Regions from separate parts of the Homo sapiens genome. Here region 1 is linked to region 2. A link is an interaction called in ENCODE POLR2A ChIA-PET data of the cell type or tissue named here. Cell type or tissue: CD4-positive, alpha-beta T cell. All regions are shown on one strand.

Region 1 (2,500 bases), 190 kb after region 2:
TAAAACACTTCATAGCATGCTTACATCACCTGCTGTCTGCCGCTCTGCATGGTGGGGACATGGGTTTGCGTCACATTTTCTCTGTTAAGAGCTCAGGGGGCAGTCCAGATGCGGTGGCTCACGCCTGTAATCCCAGCCCTTTGGGAGGCCGAGGCAGGCGGATCACTGGAGGTCAGGAGTTCGAGACCAGGGTGGCCAACATGGTGAAACCCCATCTCTACTAAAAATACAAAAATTAGCTGGGCAAGACAGCGACACTCTTTATCAAAAAAAAAAAAAAAAAAAAAGTCCAGGTGCAGTGACTCATGCCTGTAATCCTAGCACTTTGGGAGGCTGAGGTGGGCAGATCACTTGAGATCAGGAGTGCAGGACCAGCCTGACCAACATGGTGAAACCCCGTCTCTACTAAAAATATAGAAATTAGCCAGGTGTCATGGTGGGCATCTGTAGTCCCAGCTGCTCAGGAGACTGATGCAGGAGAATCAGTTGAACCCAGGAGGCGGAAGTTGCAGTGAGCCAAGATTGCACCACTGCACTCCAGCCTTGTGACAGAGCGAGACTCTGTCTCAAAAAAAAAAAAAAAAAAAAAAGAAAAAAGAAAAAAAGAGCCTAGGTGGCAAAATCGACCAACCAGGGCAAGGAAGCCCCTTTACAGTAATGGTTAGGAGAGCTGGCTTCTAGCCATTCCCTGTGTCCTACCATTCCCCGTGAACTCCTAAAACACGGTACCGTGTCCTACAGATCCCAGAGGCTTACCCCAGTCTCTGTGTCCTTGCTCACGTAGTATCTCCTGCTTCCAGAGCCCACCACTGATTCTTCAGGGCCAACTCAAATCTGATCTCTGCCACCCACTGCTCCCAGATGCTTGCAGCCTACTTTGGGCTTCTCTGTCTTTATTCTTTCATTCTTCAACTCATGCTCTTGAGGGTCAGTTGTCCTATATTTTTCTTTTTTTAGAAATATTTCTGTGGACCGGGCGCATTGGCTCATGCCTGTAATCCCAGCACTTTGGGAGGCTGAGGCGGGTGGGATCACAAGGTCAGGAGTTTGAGACCAGCCTGGCCAACATGGCGAAACCTTGTCTCTACTAAAGATACAAAAAATTAGCCGGGTGTGGTGGTGGGCGCTTGTAATCCCAGCTACTTGGGAGGCTGAGGCAGGAGAATCACTTGAACCTGGGAGGCGGAAGTTGTAGTGGGCCAAGATCACGCCATTGCACTCCAGCCTGGGTGACAGGGTAAGACTCCGTCTCAAAAAAAAAAAAAAAAAAAAAGAAATATTTTTGTGGAGATGGGGGTCTCACTATGTGTTGCCCAGGCTGGTCTTGAACTCCTGGCCTCAAGTGATTCTCCCACCTCGGCCTTCCAAAGTTCTGGGATTATAGGTGTGAGCCACTCACTGCGCCTGAGCTGTTTTGCTTTCGGGAAAATTTTCTCTGATGCAACCGAAATCTTCATGAGAGCAGGGGACACTTTCTTACATGTGATCTCTTACACGTGATTTTCCAAAATACCTTGCACACTGAGTAATGGATGGAGAGTTTATTTGGTTCTGTTTTAAAAATCCCGAGTAATGGAATTGTCTCCACGGTGGTTTAGAGAGCCTGCTTTTCTAAATGTTTTTGTTACTGATAAGTCCTTGAGAACGTTCCCCCACTATTTTCTTCCTCTGGATTTCGTCTCTATAAATCATCCCCGCCTTCCGTGTGAGGATTGCTCACTGCGTAGATTAGCTGCAATGAGTGTTTAATCCATGGGGCTTTGCCCTGCCTCCCCCCTCACCTGTTTACAGGCCCTTTTCCTTGGCTGCCACATTGCTGTGCTTGGGAAAGGGTGAGTTGTCAGGGAAATGTCATTAGGATGCTGCCTTGGTGCTGCTGGTACTCCAAAAAAAGACTCTTGCCCAGTAATGGCCCAAAGCTGAACATAAATGACATTTGGCTTCTTCTGTCCTTCCATTTGTTGGGTATCCCGATTGCCTGTGTCCTAGGGTATCCTGCTGAATGCCATTACTCTATTATTTCCTCGTTGGGGTTTCCTCCTCTCAAACACGGCTTGTTGTAGTCTTGACATGATTTATGGGAAGCAGTGTGTATTTGGCGTTTTTCATTTTTTACCCTTACAGATTGTGCTCTTTTGCAGTTTTAGGACTTTTGGTCCGTATGCCGATTTCTCTAAAACCAGAGCATGCAGCCGGGCACGGTGGCTCACACCTATAATCCTAGCATTTTGGGAGGCTGAGGTGGGCAGATCACTTGAGGCCAGGAGTTCGAGACCAGCCTGGCCAACATAGCGAAACCCTGTCTCTACGAAAAATACAAAAATCAGCCAGGTGTGGTGGTGTGTGCCTGTAGTCCCAGCTACTCGGGAGGCTGAGGCCGGAGGATCACTTGAACCTGGGAGGTAGAGGTTGCAGTCAGCTGACATCATACCACTGCACTCCAGCCTGGGTGACAGAGGGAGACTCTGTCCCAAAAAAAAAAAAAAAAAAAAAAAAAGAA
Region 2 (2,500 bases):
TAGGAATAAGGGAAACAAAAAGAGGAGCATCATTATCGTGGTTAAGGTGAAGGAAACAAGCAGTAACGAGCCATAAATCACCAGCAATAAAACAGAAACGCATTGATAAGAAATCTCGGAATAAGATTGCCCAGTGAGAGCTCCAACAACTTCAAAGGGCCTGTGAGATGCACAGCTGACTGGAAGTCAGCTCTTCGTCTCTACTTGCCCGCCAGCTAAGCCCAGAGCTCCAGCCTCCCTGAGGCTCTTCCCTCCTTTGTAAAAAGCAGGAATGAGTATGTTTTCTCCAAAACCTCTTCTAGCTTTAGGATTCTGCTTCCAGTGAGATCATCCTATTCCTAGTCTTCTTTGTTATGGAAAAGCCTGTTGGCCTTCCTCCCTCTAGTTCACCAACACAAGAGGCGGGAGGGTCAGAGGGTGACTTCGGCACTGTCTTGAATGTCAATAGACACAACACTACTGGAATATTTTTATATTTCTAAAATTAACCCCACATCCCCTTTCATGAATGAGACGGTGGAACATAGGATTCTCTAGCTGCTATTTTATCTCTTAGACTCGGCCCTTCATATCCGTGGGTTCTGCATTCATGGATTCAACCAACCACCCATTGAAAATATTTAGGAAAAAAATTGCATCTATACTGAACAGGTCCACACTTTTTCTTGCCATTATTCCCTAAACAATAGAGTACGACTGTTGACACAGCATTTGCATTGTATTAGGTGCTGTGATTACTCTAGAGATGAAGTGCGTGGGAGGATGTGCATAGGTTAGAGGCAAATACATACTGAGTATCTGCATTTTCATATCAGGGACTTCAGCATCTGTGGATTTTGGTATCTGCAGGGGGTCCTGGAACCAACCCCGACAGACACCAAGTGACAGCTGTACAGGTTGAGTATTCCTTACCCGAAACGAGGGGCCGGAAGTGTTTCAGAGTTTGGTTTTTCAGATTTTGAAATATTTGCCTTACCCTCTGGGTGTCATGCAGGCCTTTTTGACATTTTGAACAGTATCTTTACCCCACAGAGCAGGAAATAAGCCAAAGAACCCCACAATGAGTCATGCACATAGGTCTCAGCCCTGTGTAGGGTGTTGTGGGGAACTGCTGCTGGGCATCCGGTCTGCACACATGCCATTTCATGACCCTCTGTGGGAGTACCTGCAGAGGGAAGTCGCCGTGTGCGTGCAAAGGATATATCGGGCCGGGTGTGGTGGCTCACGCCTGAAACCCCAGCACTTTGGGAGGCCAAGGTAGGAGGACTGCTTGAGTTCAGGGGTTCGAGACCAGCCTGGGCAACATAGTGAGACTCTGTCTCTACTAAAAAAATAAAAATTAAATAAATTTAAAAAAAAAGGATATGGCCGGATGCGGTGGCTCACGACTGTAGTCCTAGCACTTTGGGAGGCCAAGGTGGGTGGATCACCTGAGGTCAGGAGTTTCAGACCATCCTGGCCAACAACACTGCCTCTACTAAAAATACAAAAATCAGCCAGGCCCAGTGGCATGCACCTCTAGTCCCAGCTACTCGAGTGGCTGAGATAGAATTGCTAGAACCAGGGAGGTAGAGGTTGCAGTGAGCTGAGACCACACCATTGCACTCTAGCCTGGGCAACAGAACAAGACTCTGTCTCAGGGTAAAAAAAAAAAAAAAGAAGGATATAGCTGAGCTGAAGGGGAGGGTTCCTTTTCCCCTGGGGGGACACTGAATGTCTGTGTTGTATGCCTGTGTTCTGACTGCAGCCTGTCACACAGAGTCAGGTGTGGAATTCTCCAGCTGGGGCATCATGTTGGCAATGAAAAGGTTTTGGATTTTGCAGCATTTTGAATTTCAGATTTTCAGATTAGGGCTGCTCAACCTGTACACGCAGGCTTTTATATCAGGTCAGAGATAACACATCCTATAAATTATACATCGTGGCATACAGGAAAGTACAAAGACTCATTCTTCAAAGGGTGACATTCTGGTATAAAATATTAGTGCTTTACATAAATCCTCTTCAGAGGCCAGGAAAAAAACCCTATGTATGGAAGAATGGACATGACCATGCTATAAATATGGTAGTTTGGTGGATTTTAGAGCCTACTCCCAATCTACTGAAATAGATATTCTGAAGTGAGATTTCGTCGTATTTTCAGAAAAGTCCCCATATGATTCTGATGTACATCCCTGATTAGGAAATGCAGGAAGGGCAGAAGACCAGTCAGGCGAAGAGATGAGCTGGCGCGAACACATCTTTTTATTTTATTTTTATTTTTTGAGATGGAGTCTCGCTCTGTCGCCCAGGCTGGAGTACAGTGGTGCAGTCTCGGCTCACTGCAACCACCTCCTCCCGGGCTCAAGCAATTCTCCTGTCTCAGCCTCCGGGGTAGCTGGGATTACAGGCGCATGCCACCACGCTGGGCTAATTTTTGTATTTTTAGTAGAGACGGGGTTTCACAATGTTGGCCAGGCTGGTCTCGAACTCTTGACCTCAAGTGATCCACCCACCTTGG

What was found. ChIA-PET counts read pairs that join two places held together with the same protein. Peaks named below come from ENCODE experiments on the same cell type or tissue, not always from the same donor. Only the 100,000 strongest peaks of a DNase experiment are listed, where the experiment ranks them.
Region 1: POLR2A ChIA-PET joins it to region 2 with 8 read pairs; 3 of 35 experiments call an interaction of 5 or more read pairs at or near these places.

The regions. Positions count from the first base shown.
Region 1 is chr10:12,373,691-12,376,190 of GRCh38, forward strand. The region is part of intron 1 of CAMK1D (calcium/calmodulin dependent protein kinase ID); the gene reads left to right. Among named protein-coding and RNA genes, the nearest start is that of CAMK1D, 25 kb to the left of the region's middle. In CD4-positive, alpha-beta T cell, no CTCF peak of the experiment used is centred here; no DNase peak of the experiment used is centred here.
Region 2 is chr10:12,180,491-12,182,990 of GRCh38, forward strand. The region is part of intron 3 of NUDT5 (nudix hydrolase 5); the gene reads right to left. Among named protein-coding and RNA genes, the nearest start is that of NUDT5, 14 kb to the right of the region's middle. In CD4-positive, alpha-beta T cell, no CTCF peak of the experiment used is centred here; a DNase peak (open chromatin) is centred at 1,131; H3K27ac peaks cover 1,719 bases.